Linked DNA regions of Mus musculus: region 1 is linked to region 2. The links are chromatin contacts, found by Hi-C or POLR2A ChIA-PET in ENCODE. All regions are on one chromosome and are shown on one strand. Each heading gives the region's core, a stretch centred on a gene start or an enhancer-like site at or near the end of the contact. The rest is flanking DNA. Distances are from core to core; before and after follow the strand shown.

What was found. Hi-C counts contacts between places; a loop is a spot of excess contacts on that map. ChIA-PET counts read pairs that join two places held with the same protein, here RNA polymerase II (POLR2A).
Region 1: a loop to region 2 is called in a map of heart, with 3 times the contacts of the local background. The contact joins the promoter of Zfp318 here to the promoter of Slc35b2 in region 2. A Hi-C loop is called at or near these places in 1 of 37 maps with a recorded cell type or tissue (heart). POLR2A ChIA-PET finds 5 or more read pairs at or near these places in 1 of 5 experiments (embryonic stem cell).

Annotation. Positions count from the first base shown.
Region 1 is chr17:46,382,404-46,389,946 of GRCm38, forward strand. Zfp318 (zinc finger protein 318) reads left to right here and starts at 1,363. Exons shown (of 10, transcript NM_207671.4): 1 at 1,363-1,927; 2 at 4,309-4,460. The coding sequence starts at 1,436.
Region 2 is chr17:45,561,215-45,567,980 of GRCm38, forward strand. It overlaps Slc35b2 (solute carrier family 35, member B2), which reads left to right and starts at 2,722. Exons shown (of 4, transcript NM_001357105.1): 1 at 2,722-2,854; 2 at 3,366-3,559; 3 at 3,711-3,865; 4 at 5,095-6,455. The coding sequence starts at 2,844. The coding sequence ends at 6,030. Nfkbie (nuclear factor of kappa light polypeptide gene enhancer in B cells inhibitor, epsilon) reads left to right here. Exons shown (of 6, transcript NM_008690.4): 6 at 788-1,955. The coding sequence ends at 853. Hsp90ab1 (heat shock protein 90 alpha (cytosolic), class B member 1) reads right to left here. Exons shown (of 11, transcript NM_008302.3): 11 at 6,564-6,766.

The DNA of each region.
Region 1 (7,543 bases), core at 113-2,612, 820 kb after region 2:
ATAGGAAGCTTATGACATTTATAAATAAGCAAATCGGCTTATATTTTAAACATAATTTAAAAACAAATTAACAAAGTCATATTTTTTTCTTTTCAGAAATCTGATTCTTGTTTTTTGGTGTTTTTTGTTTGTTTGTTTGTTTTTGTTTTTTGTTTTTCGAGACAGGGTTTCTCAGTATAGCCCTGGCTGCCCTGGAATTCTCTCTGTAGACCAGGTTGACCTTGAACTCTGAGATTTGCCTGATTCTGCCTCTGAGTACTAGGATTAAAAAGTTTGTGCCACCAATGCCTGGCTCAGAAATGTGATTTTTACACAAATTCAAGATTTATGTTTAGCTGGTGAAAAATATGAAGCTATTGTCTAGGTTCAACATATTTCCTCACTTTTGGTTTTTTCATGGTGTGAGATCCTCTGAAACTGGAGCCCCAAATGGTTGTGAACTACCACGAAGGTGCTAGAAAAAAGACCTCCGGAGCCATCTCTACCCAGGCCCTATTTTCCTATGTTTTGACTGACCCTTAGGGTCTTGTCTTTTTCTTTTTAAACATTTATTTCTATTTTCTGTGTATGAGTTTTTGCCTCCATGTGTTTCTGCACCACTGATATCTCAAAACACTTGCCAGGCCTGTCACGGTATGGGTTGCTCCGACAGTGGCCTTCACCACCATTTTACTGTAATGCTTGGCTAGAACATCTGGAAATTTTACTGATGTCTGTTGTGTTTGACTTTCACTTTTCTGTACTTTCTCATTTCTCGATTTAAACCTCTATAAGTTATTGGACTGGAAAGTTACCCGACTACGTCAAGCTTCCTCTGGGGGAAAAGGGATGGACACTCGTTGAGGTTCGTAGCTTCTGACAGGGTTTAGGTGTGAGTGTAGGGGGTCGTTTGCTTTCTCACTATATATAATCATTTCTGTAAAGCAGGTGGATTGCTATGGGCACGCACGCTCCAGGAGCCTGGGAACCAAGCTACTGAGGCCTCCGCTACAACCTGGCCCCGCCCACTCACCGGGCTCTCCGGCCCCGCCCACCGCGCCGGGAGGAGGAGAGGGGTGGTCTCTCTGCATCACGTGGTCTCCGGGGGAGTAGGGGGTGGGCGGCTCGCCGGTCGCCATTTTGCGCGGGGCCGAAAGGCGGGGCCTGCGCACTTCAGGGCGCGCGCCCCTGGTGCTCGCGCAGGCTCAGCGCTCCGCCCCACGGCTCCCGGCTCCTGAGGCCGCTCTCCGCGTCCAGCCGCGGGAGAGCCTGGGAGGACGAGGGGGTGTGGCGTGTCGGCGCGTACCCGCGCCCTCCAACCGCTGGCCGGTGGGGCGGGGCCGCGGGGAGGGGGCCGCTCCGTCCGCGAGGGCGGCGCGCTGCGGTGTCCGCGGCGGCGGTGCCTGCGGCTGTGGCGGCACGCTCCCGAGCGGCGTCCGCGGCGCTCCCGGTAGCCATGTACCGCAGTGGCTCCCGCTCCTCCGTCTCTTCGCACCGGTCGAAAGACGGCAGCGCGAGCGGCCCTCCGCCGGGCCGTCCCGTGGGCGCCTCCTCAGGCCCCACACGCCGCCCCTCGTCGCCGCCGCCGCCCTCTTGCTCCTCGCTGCGGCTCCCCGCCCGCCGCCACCGCTCGCCCTCAGGCCACCGCGGCCGCTGGGCCTCGCCGTCCCCGCCTCGGGGTCGTCGCGGCTCCCCGTCCCCGCCCCGCGGCCGCCGGGCCTCACCGTCTCCGACCCGCGGCCGCCGGGCCTCGCCATCCCCTCCGCGGGGTCGTCGTGGCTCCCCGTCCCCGCCGCGCGCCCGTCGCGGCTCCCCGTCGCCACCGCGGAGCCGGCGACACTACCCACCTGGCCTGGGTGGCTTCCGAGGCAGCATTCGAGGCGAGTCCCGCGCCGACTTCGCCCGGGACGGCCGCGGAGACCATCCAGGCGGCGGCGGCGGCAGTCGGGTAATCCCACCCTTCGCCCATGTTGCCCCCATGTCCCCAGCCCCCGGGCCCTCAGGCCAGAGTCCGAATGTCCGAGTCTTCCCCGCTCCCTGACAGTCCTGGGTGCCTCCTTTACACAATAACGGACCCGGGACCCGTTCGGTCACCCGTGTTGGAACAGAACAGGACGCCCGGTTTCTAGGGGGAAGAGGCTTTCGCTCTTGCTATGTGGAAAAGTTCTCCAAGGCGAGGGGCATTTCATCCATACTGACTGGCGCTTTGGCGTTTCCCTTTGGGTTTGATCAAATTCGTTGCTTTAAGGCCCGAGTTTAGCAGAACATCTGAAATGCCTGGTGGCCAGTGAGGAAAGCTTGAACCAAAGCAGACTGGATGCTTTAGCTGTCATGGAGTCTCAGTTATAGCTGTTATTCCGACGAGAGGTGTGCATAATCAATCATTGTGATTGCTGCCATCAGCTAGAGACACAAGAGCAGCTACCAGCAATCTTTTAGGGCTCACGGTCCCTTGAGGTAAAGCAATAGCAATAGGTGTTATCACAGCCAAGGAACCAGCTCAGAGAGGTTTAAGTAGCTTGATCAAGGTGACACACAAGTGATGGAGCTGTGGTTCAGCTCACATGTTGGATTCTCACAGCCTGCGATTTTACATGTTAAAATGTGCTGCTGCTGGAGGGACAAAATGTGGGATTAATTTATGGTTGTGGTGGGTGTAGCTGAGTAGTACTCAGTAGGGCTTACAAAACTGTAAAACCCGATTTGGAATCTTAGCATCCTAATTTTAAATAAAGGTGCAGGTGTGATAGTGACCCCTCAGCTGGCACTACAGTGCCCTAGTGTTCTGGTCATAAACTGATTTGTCACATTGTGAAGACTTCTCAAAGCCCTCACTAGAGAGGAATCGAGTAGAATACTGCAGCCTCCCCCTTCTGGGTGCTGTACTCACTCCAGCTCCAGTTCTCCGTCCCATAGGAAAATGCTTTCTCTTACCACCCGAACATTTACCTCATGCTTCAAGGGAAGCCCCCAGGCTATCCTGTCATCTCTCACCACTCTGAAGGCCCTGCTGCCTCTTCCTCAGATTGGTACAGTTGCCTTCTTCGTAATTGAGCCTTGCTACTCACCATTTATCTTTTCTGTGTTCAGCCATCAAATTGATTTTTAAAAATATTTTGAATAGTGTGTGTTCAGGTGTACCTGTGAATGAGGTATATATGTGGGAGTGCAGATGTTGTGGAGGCTTTGGATTCCTTGGAGATGGTTGTCAGCAAGATGGTTGAGTGCCTGGTCCTTTGGAGGAACTCACTCTTAACTGGAGCCTCCACACTGATTTTCAGCCTTCATTTTATACATTTAATAAGCATCTATTGAGCATCTGCCATGAATTAGATACAGTTACGATAAATAGATGAAGTTAGAAATTCCGTGGTGTGTTCAATGTGATTAAGGGCTAAAACCAAAATCAAGTTACAATTTCAAGGAAAAAAGCCTCATGAGAAGTGAGTCTTTGATTAAGACCGTAAGAGATAAGAGATCAAGTAGTCCAAGCATCAGGAGGGAAATTGTAGTTGGCTCACATGACTTTAATGCTTGAAACCCTCCTGTGCCTCTTATCACATTATCAAATCCAAATTTCCTAATTTTGTCTCTCTTTTCTCTGTGACATTGCTGCAGCTGTCCTGGCCTCTTTTCTGTTACCCAAAGCATACTGATTCATTCCTGAGCTGTTTCCTTTGGCCTGAAACATGTGCTTTTCTTTGAAGGACCTATGTGCCTTCGATTTAGTAGCAGCATCCCAGAAATACTACCTCTAATCATCTTCTTTTGAGTGATCCCTCCTTTTCCTTGTCTTTTAAAGTACTTAAAACATAATTGGTTTTGCCTCTTCTCCTTTAGTTAGACATATATGTGTGTGTGTGTGTGAATGTGTGTGTGTCTATGTCCTGAGAGCCAGGATTTTTACTTGGCTATTCCCATGTTTCATACAAAAAGAGGTCCTGTTTCCCCACCCCCCCCCTTTGGTTTTTTGAGACAGAATCTTTCTGTGTAGCCTCTGCTACACAGTGGACAATTTTTAGGAATGAGTGGAGAATATAAACTCACCCTCTCCTCTCTCAGGGTGGTGGTGCACGCCTTTACACTGGGGAAACAAGAGGCAGGTGGATCTGAGTTCAAGGCCAGCCTGGTCTACAGAGTGAATTCTAGGACAGCCAGGGCTATACAGAAACTGTCTCAAGAGATTTTTTTCCTCTTAAGGAAACTTCTAAATTCTTTTTTATTGTAGAATGGTCCCTTACCGTGATAGACAACAATTTTATAAGTAAGGAGAACATTTTGGGCATAGAGATGTGTTCATGTTTTCACTTTTGTTTTAACTTTTTGTAGAGACGTTCTCCTGGTCTGTGTTCTGATTCTTCTTTGGAGGAGAGTTTAAGGATCACAGTTGGCAATGACCACTTCTGTGTTAGCACACCAGAGCGGCGGCGGCTCAGTGACCGGCTGGGATCTCCAGTGGATGGTCTGCAGGACATGGACAGGTAGGCTTCAGCTATGGCAGGTGCACCATACTTGCTCTGGAAGGCAGAATATTGTTGTTTTCTGAGTGATGTATCTGAAAGTTGGTGCCAGCACTGAAGTCAAACAGTATCTGTGTCCAGTGGAAGATAGAACACTGGAAAAGGCTTTCTGAGTGGGAAGAGTATGTTGATATAGATTCTGTTTCTGAATATAATGTATGCTAGAAAAAGAACATCATGGTACAAGTAGAAAGAGAAGCTAAGGGAACATAAATCAAATATTGGATTAAAATCTAAAAAGATCCCCTTATACAATGAAGGTTTTGGACAAAATGGAAAGTCTCTTTTTTTTCCCTCCTCCTCTTCCTCTTCTTCTTCCTCTCCCTCCTCCTTCTCCTCTTCTTTTTTTTTTTAAAGAGAGGGTTTCTCTGTGTATCCTGTCTGTCTTGAAACTCAGTCGGTAGACCAGACTGGCCTCAGAGATCCTCTTGCTTCTGCTTCCCAAGTGCTGGGATTAAAGGCATAGGCCCCACTGTATACAATGTTTAAAGTTTTCTTATTGATGGAGGATTTAATTTTACTATAGCCCTGGATGAGTTTGAACTTACAGAGTTCTGCCTCTGCTTCCCAGTGCTGGGATTAAAGGCTTGTGGTAGTCTACTTGGCTTTTTTAAGGTATGGGACAGTGTGTGTAGCCCTGGCTGGCTGACCTGGAACTCAACAAAAATCTTCCTGCTCTGCTTCCTGAATGCTGAGATTACAAGCATGACCCCAACATTCAACTACAAAATTAGCTTTGTTTTTGTTTTGTTTTTGTTTTTTGAGACAGGATTTCTCTGTGTAGCCCTGGCTGTCCTGGAATTCACTTTGTAGACCAGGCTGGCCTCGAACTTGGAAATCTGCCTGCCTCTGCCTCCTGAGTGCTGGGATCAAAGGCGTGCACCACCACGCCTGGCCAAAATTAGTTTTTAATGATTTTTTTTAGCATATTCAGGCCAGAATATAGATCCTGAAAGCATTTAAGTAAATAATGCATGTGTGTATATTAAATGTATGAAGCAGTAATAGAAAGCTAGAGATCTTTAAGGTTTTTGTGTGATTACTGCTTACAGTTCTTGAGTGCTAAGGAAAAGTAAACTATACAGTGTTGAATGTAGACCTTAATTACTAAAAGTTATATATGAGGATTAAATAACTTTATTACCTCACAAAAGGAAAAAGGTATGGATGGGAGTGCAGGACAGCCTGTTCTCCATCTTAGCATGTCTGTCAAAATCTCTGTCTAACACAGTGGAGTTTTCATAAGTAACTCATAGTAATCAATCAAGGAAATAGTGTTTGTTACAGGCATTGTTGAGTGTTGTATAGTGTACAGGCAGGCAGATAGGCACAGCTGGGCTGGAAATCTGAGGATAGTGATATTTACTTTAAGCTCCACTGGCTATGGGTGCAGTGAAGCAAGGGAGGACAGTCATATAGCACAGAAACTTCTGAAGGTTGAGCTTCGAGGTATCTGACTGGATCCTAATTGAGTCAATGGTTCTTGCCCTTCCGTCTGCTTCTATTTTGGGAGATGATTGAGTAGGTGGACTCCCCGGGGTGATGGTACAGGGTGTGAGTCTCTTCCTTCCTTGCTGGTTTTTGTGGTACTTAGACTGTATTTCCTCTTTGTTATGGGTATATGCTTCTGATAACTAACCTCCCCCACCTCTCATTTTGTTTTGTTTTGTTTTTGTTTTTGAGACAGGGTTTCTCTGTATAGCCCTGGCTATCCTAGAACTCAGAAATCCGCCTGCCTCTGCCTCCCAAGTGCTGGGATTAAAGGCATGCGCCACCACTGCCTGGCAACAACTCTCTTTTTAAGTAATAAAAAGTTAATTTTCCTCATAAAATGTTTAGAACTATAATGCTTCCAGAATCATGTGTTTTAGAGAAAGTGAGATAAGGGTCTACATGAGAACTGTTGGGTTGTTTTTTTATATTTTTATCACCTGCGTGTTTGTGGTTACTTTTTTTGTTGTTGTTTTTTCAGGACAGGGTTTTTCTGTGTAGCCTTAGGTATCCCGGAACTTTGTAGACCAGGCTGACCTCAAACTCAGAGTTCGGAGTGCACCATACTGCCAGGTGTGATTACTTTTTGTATGGATTAGTGTCCAGTAAAATCAGGTTGTAGCGCCATTAGCATATTCGTTATGTTTCCTGATGGTGGGTCTAGTCTTCGGCTAATTGAATAGACCATTTTCAGGGCTAGAGAAATGACTTGGTGGTTAAAACCACTTGGCTGCTCTTGCAGAGGACAGGAGTTCAGTTTCTAGAACCCATTTCCAGCAACTCAAAACCAAATACAGACCTGTAAGTCCAGTTCCAAGGAATCCAGTGCCCACATCTGGCCTTCAACACCACCTGTACTCAGGTGCACATAGCTGTGCACAGACACAGAAACACACACTTTTTTAAATAAAATCTTTATTTCTAATAGACCATGTTAATTTTTTTTTCTCTTTTATTGAATCTGTCAAGTCTTGTTAATTAGGTTTTTAGGTAACAGCCAAGTGACTTAGGATTTCTATTATGATGAAACATCATGACCAAAAGCAAAATTGAAAAGGAAAGGACTTGGCTTATCTTTCCAAATTGTAGTCCATCACTGAAGGAAGTCAGGACAGGAACTCAAACAGAGTAGGAAACTGTAGGCAGGACCTGATGTAGAGACCATGGAAGGGCATTACTTACTGACTTGCTCCTAATGTCTTGATTTTAGTCTGCTTAGCCAGGACTTTGTTTCTCTGTGTAGTCCTGGCTGTCCTAGAACTCTATAGACCAGGCTGGCCTTAAACTCAGAAATCCTCCTGCCTCTGCCTCCCAAGTGCTGGGATTAAAGGCATGCACCACCACTGCCGACATTTTCTTAATTGAAGTTCCTCATCTCATGACTCTAGTTTGTGTCAAGTTAACATAAGAGTAGCCAGCACATCAGGTTATCAAGATTGTGGTCTTACCTTACCAGCCTTCTAGAGGACTGTAACTTATTCAAAAAAGGGAGTAAGAACAAGTTGAGTGAAAAATTCTAAGACACTTGGACACTAAGACACATACTCACAGAG
Region 2 (6,766 bases), core at 1,472-3,971:
CTTGAAGCAAATGTCTTCAGCATATAAATACCCGGGGTTTTCAGGTCTTAGACTTTTTTAAAAATTTTTTGTTTAAGATTTATTCTTTTTTGTTTTTTGGTTTTTTTGGTTTTTGGGGTTTTGTTTTTTGTTTTTTGTTTTTTGTTTTTCGAGACAGGGTTTCTCTGTATAGCCCCTCTCTTCCATTTTAGTGTCATATTAGAATGGTGGCGCACGCCTTTAATCCCAGCACTTGGGAGGCAGAGGCAGGTAGATCTCTGAGTTCGAAGCCAGCCTGGTCTACTACAGAGTGAGTTCCAGGACAGCCAGGGCTACACAGAGAAACCCTGTCTCGAAAAACAAAAACAAAAAAAGATATATTCATCAAGATATGCTGGCACATGCTTTTAATCCCAGCACTTGAGAGGCAAAGCCAGGCTGATCTCTGTGAGTTTAAGGCCAGCCTGGTCTACAGAGTGAGATCCTGACTCAAAAAACAAGCAAAAGTATCCAAAAGCCTTCCACACCCCAACCCTAACCCCAACAACAGCCACTGTGTATACATAGTGCCAATGGACATACTATATCTACTGTAAGGTCACTCCTAGCTCAGATATTCTGCATGGCTTATCTCAGATCTTGTCTAATCTTCGGGTCTCTGCCATGCCCAGGTCTTTCACTGTCTGGCCTTCAGCTTGCCCAGGTCCCTGCTGCCATCCCTGGTGCCATCACTTAGGGCATTAACTCTGCTTCTCTCTGTTTTCTCTCTCTCTCTCTCTCTCTCTCTCTCTCTCTCTCTCTCGCTCAGCTCCTTTCTTATTTGCCCTTCGATGACCTGAAAATCTCCGGCAAACCACTGCTATGTACTGACTGAAGCTCGGATGGGTCCCCACCGCTTCCCACCTGGAAGCTGGATCCGCAGCTGCTGCAGTTGGGACCCAAGCAATGTCGCCCCTCTGCTGATGCTGGTCCTGGGGCTAGCATAGTCCTAAAATGAGATGAAGGATTGCAGACGAGGAAGAGCCGATCTGGAAGGAAGGACTTCCCAAGTGGCCTGGATGGAGATTCTTGAAAGACCCTCGAAGCCACTGGTATCCTGAAGGAAGCCTCCTTGCTTCTGTTGAAGATGGCATGGGCTGAAATTGCCAGCTACCTGGAAAATGGGGATGAGCAAACTGACCCGAGGGGTCTCACCTAAAATACCTTTGTGAGTGTGTTTGGCACTGGGGTGTGAACCTAGAGCCTCCCCAGCGGTAGGCAAGCTTACTATCATGGAGCTGTGTCCCCGGCCCTCTTTTCATTTTTTATGTTGTGATGGGATCTCAATGAGTTGCCAGAGATGGCCTGGAACTCACTCTATAGCCCAGGCAGTCATCTTTGAACTGGGAACTTCCTGTCTCAGCCTCCTGAGTAGCTGGGATTATAGGTCTGGTGGCAGCGGGCCACCGCAAAGTTATCTAAAGACTTCAAACATAAGGCTCCCAACTGAACCTTTGCAGTTATTCTAATATGACACTAAAATGGAAGAGAGGGGCTTTAAAAAAAACAACAACAACAACGTTTCCCTTCTACAGTTGTATGCATAGGCAGGCCTGACTCTCGGGTAAAGGCAGAGAGAAGGAAACAAGCCCTGAGCAAGCACAGGGCCTTGCTGGGTATGGTAGGAGACCTAAGTGGTTCCTGCCACCACAGGCACATCTCCTTCATGTGGAAATGCCCAGGGCTGGAGAGTGAGGAGGAAGAATATGGAGACACACACGTGTCCCTGGAGAAGTTTGAGGACATTGATCACAAGAGAGTTGCAACTTTCCTCCCCCACCCAACCCCCTTAGACTCCACACACTGAGGGCCCTGCTAGGTCATGCACGAAGAAGGAGAAGAAATAAATCAACATACTTTCCGATGCTTAGCGCTTATAAGCACTAAGCAAATGCATCCTGTGAGTGAGACAGATATTAAAGGCATAAACAACTAAATATGTGGTTATACGTTGCAATGGGTGACTGGGAAGGAAGAAAACCGTTAGCAGGAAGGAGGACAATGGAGTGGGCGAAGGATCATCCTCTGGGAAGCTTCAAGCAGGTGTCGTTGAAATTGCGATTTAGGATGAGCAAGGGGAAAGACAGCATTGGGGAAGGCCTCCGATGAATTAAAGGAACTGAAAACAGGCCAACAGGACTCTACAAGGTTGGGCAAGTGGGCGAGGAGGACGCACCAGGTCATACAGAGCCTAGAAGGTCACAATCACAGGTACTAAGGGGATGATTACTGATGCAGCCAAAAAAGGAAGAGACATCATTGTTTAAAAACTAACGCCGGTTCTGGTGGCGCAGGCCGGTAGGATTTGCTGAAGGAGGCAGAGGCAGGAGGATCTGGAGTTCGAGGCCAGCCTGGGATACAGCGTGAGTTCCAGGACATCCAGGGCTACACAGAGAAACCCTGTCTCGAAAAAAAAAAAAAAAAAACACCAAAACAAAAAACAAAAAAACCGTAATGTAAGAGGAAGTACTGGGTCTCAGATACTCAAAATCCTAGTCCACTAGATGGCAATGGTCATCATCACTCTGTGTGGGTTGGGTTGGGTTGGGTTGATGGCTGTGACCAAGCAAGCTGGGAAAGGGAGGGAGTCCCAACTGGAGTTCCCCAGGGGAACCGGGCTTGGTCTGCCTCCGGGCCGCGTGGGGTCGCTGTGGCCGGAGTGTCGCGAAGGGGGCTGAGGCGGGGAGGAGGCGGGAAGAGCGCAGCACTTCCGCTGGCTGGCTGACTGGCTGGCTGCTGGAGCGGGCGGCAGAGGGAGCGGAGGGAGCGCGCGGCCCGGGGGACTCACATTCCCCGGTCCCCCCTCCGCCCCACGCGGCTGGGCCATGGACGCCAGGTGGGGGGCTCGGGCAGCCATGGCCCACGTGACCGAGACCCCGGGGCCACGTGACCGAGACCCCAGGGCTCCGGAGGCGGGGTGGGGGGTCCTCCAGCCGCAGATCCGCGTGGCACTGTTGGGAGCCCCGTGTGGATGGGCACGCGGCATGTGGCCTACGCTCCTCGCGGGGCTTCGGGGATTGTCGCGCGTAGGGGGATGAGGGACAGTGGCGCTTCGGAGAGGGAAGGGGGTGGGGGTTGCCTGTGGCCTGAGCTGCCCGCGCGCTGAAGGGAACAGAGGCGACCTATGTGGCTGGACAGGCGGGGCCGTCCCCGAGAAGGGAGGAGGTTCTGCCTGGCCTGCGCCGGACCCCCTGAGAGAGAGGGAGAGAGAGGCTCTTTGTCCGTCCCTCTGGGCTGCAGCGGAGGGGGCGGGGAGGCCACTGGGCACTTCCCTGGTACAGTCCCCTCCGGAGGGCAGAGAGGCGGAAGAGCTGCAAACCTAATCGTTGCTTCGGCTGTCCCAGCAGATGGTGGGCAGTAGTGGTACTCGCCACACTCCCTTCCTTGGGAGCAGGTGGAGAGTCACCCGAAGCCCCTCCGCAGTCCTGGACACAGCTGTGGCTCTTCCGCTTCTTGTTGAATGTAGCGGGCTATGCCAGCTTTATGGTACCTGGCTACCTCCTGGTGCAGTACTTAAGACGGAAGAACTACCTGGAGACAGGTAATGTGGCCAGAGGGTGGGGAGATGAGGGAAGTCTGGTTGCAGGTGTTGGCAGAGCGGGACTTGGGCCGGGAGGGAGGCCAGTAAGTCAGACACCGGATCGGGCTGGCTGCTCTGCAGAGGTTGTGGACCTTGACTGTGTCTTCTTCAGGCAGGGGTCTCTGCTTCCCCCTGGTGAAAGCCTGTGTGTTTGGCAATGAGCCCAAGGCTCCTGATGAGGTTCTCCTGGCTCCGCGGACAGAGACAGCGGAATCCACCCCGTCTTGGCAGGTCCTGAAGCTGGTCTTCTGTGCCTCGGGTCTCCAGGTAAGAATACAGGCTCCCCTTCTCTTCCCCAGCTGGGTACAGACAGCCCCTGACTTAAACCAAATTTTCCCTGCCCACCCCAAAGGTTTGTTAGTTTGGGTCTGGTTTGTGTCCCTACAGGACACAGCCCAGTCCTGAAAGTGAACTTCCAGCGCTTCCTTCAACACCTGTATTGAAATGAAAGTTCACTGTACACACGCATGTGTTCATGCGCACGTCCACGCGCGCGCGCGCGCACCCATGCAATGGCTTCTACAGTGTGGAAGAAGGCCTGCCTGAGTTGTATTTTTTTTCCCTATGCCCATATTCTGCTCTGTCTGTATGTTGTATCTGAGTGTGAATTTGAGGAATTGCTGGCTAAACATATCTCCAGAGCTGCTTCCCACATTATTATTTTGAGACAAGGTCTCACTCTGCAGCCCTAATTACTCCAGAACTCACTATATAGACCAGGTTGGTCTCCAGCTTAGAGATCCCCCTGCTCTACAAGTGCTAGGATTGATGACCCACCACACTGTTTTGACAGAGTTTCACAGGCTCAGACAGGCCTTGAACTTTCTTTTTTTTCTTCGCTGTTTTTCCAGACACAGTTTCTCTGAGTGGCTCTGGCTGTCCTGAAACTTGCTCTCAATACCAGGCTGGCCTCAAATCCAAACGCCTCTGCCTCCAGAGTGCTGGACAGAGTGGGTTAAAGGCATGTGCCACCACCACCCAATGCAAGCCTTGAACTTTCAACCCTCCTGCTTCTTCCTTCCAAATAGCTGGGGTGACAGCGTGTACCACCATGCTTGGCTTTCTCCAAAATTTTGTCAGTAGGATTTCTTTGAGTGAGGCTATCACAGGGCATTCAGAGTGGGAGCCAACTCACCTTAGATATATGTTGAATTGAAGTGTCCAGCCACCCCCACCCCCAGCTTCCAAACATCCCAGTTTCTTTTTGAGTTAGTTCAAACTAAATAAAACTCTTTATATGGTATGTGGAGCCAGCTCTAATGGATTTGCATCATGAAAGAGGACAGTGTTTGGTCTTAAAGCAGATGTCATGGTGTCTGCAACTCCATTTGATTCCCCCATAAAATGAGCTAAAGCTTGGGAAAGAAGGCCCCTCCCTCAGAGGAACCAAAAGTATGGTGTCAGTTACATCTGATGCTACCAACTCTGAGGAAGTAGGAAACAGACTTCTGCCTTTCCTTCTATACTGTCGCTCTTCTCTGCCCTCCCTCTTCCAGGTGTCCTATCTGACTTGGGGCATACTGCAGGAAAGAGTGATGACTGGCAGCTACGGGGCCACAGCCACATCACCAGGAGAGCATTTCACAGACTCCCAGTTTCTGGTGCTGATGAACCGTGTGCTGGCGCTGGTTGTGGCAGGCCTCTACTGTGTCCTGCGCAAGCAGCCCCGTCATGGTGCACCCATGTACCGGTACTCCTTTGCCAGTCTGTCAAATGTGCTTAGCAGCTGGTGCCAGTATGAAGCACTTAAGTTCGTCAGCTTCCCTACCCAGGTGCTGGCGAAGGCCTCCAAGGTGATCCCTGTCATGATGATGGGAAAGCTGGTGTCCCGGCGCAGCTATGAACACTGGGAATACCTGACTGCCGGCCTCATCTCCATTGGAGTGAGCATGTTTCTTCTATCCAGTGGACCAGAGCCTAGAAGCTCTCCAGCCACCACACTCTCTGGCTTGGTCCTACTGGCAGGCTATATTGCTTTCGACAGCTTCACCTCAAATTGGCAGGATGCCCTGTTTGCCTATAAGATGTCATCGGTGCAGATGATGTTTGGGGTCAATTTATTCTCCTGTCTTTTCACAGTAGGCTCACTACTGGAACAGGGGGCCCTACTGGAGGGGGCACGCTTCATGGGGCGGCACAGTGAGTTTGCGCTCCATGCTCTCCTCCTCTCCATCTGCTCCGCCTTTGGGCAGCTCTTCATCTTCTACACCATTGGACAATTTGGAGCTGCTGTCTTCACTATCATCATGACTCTACGCCAGGCTATTGCCATCCTCCTCTCCTGCCTCCTCTATGGCCATACTGTCACTGTGGTGGGGGGACTGGGAGTAGCTGTGGTCTTCACTGCCCTCCTACTCAGAGTCTATGCCCGGGGCCGGAAGCAGCGGGGAAAGAAGGCTGTGCCCACTGAGCCCCCAGTACAGAAGGTGTGAGCAGTGCAGTAAAGACCCTCATCTTCTGAGGCACTGGCTCAGTATCAGCATACAGCAGAGGATTGGAGCCCTGGAGGCAGCCTCTTTTGCCTTAAGAGCCCCCACTTCATGGAAATGACAGCTGTGGGTGTTTGGTTAGAGGTGACCCAGAGCTCCTCCCCCAATCTCTGAAATCTTGCTGGTGGCCAAGCAAACCAGCACCAGGGCTTTGCTCATAGCACGCACCCTTGAGGCTACCAGGCACCAGCTGGGAAGAGAATTGTTTACAGGTCATGCAGTTCCCCTAGGGGCCAGTGAGAATGGTGCTGTGCCAGAAGGGACAAAGGCCCCCAGCCCAGTTGGGGCCCCAGTGTTCCTACCCAAGTTTTGGTACTTGGAAATGTCACCTTTTGCTCTTATTTGATTAAACTGCAGCAGTGACTTTGGACCTGTGTTTTGGTTGGCATTAATAGTTGATGGACAAGTAACTGCCTTTCATCACCTTCCAACACCACTCAGGAAGCCCTGAGTGTTACAAGGAGAGCAGGACTGTATAAAACTGCATCTTCTTTATTTTGCATACTTTTAATTTTAGAACAAAATAAAACAAACAAAAAAACCACAATACATAACACCCAACCCTGCTATTCTGTGGGAGGGGATCTTCCTGCCTTAAGGCACAGGACAGGATAGAAGATTCTTGTAGACATGAGCAGAGAGCCAGGTGGGTCAGGGCTGCTGGGGGAGCCACGGGGAT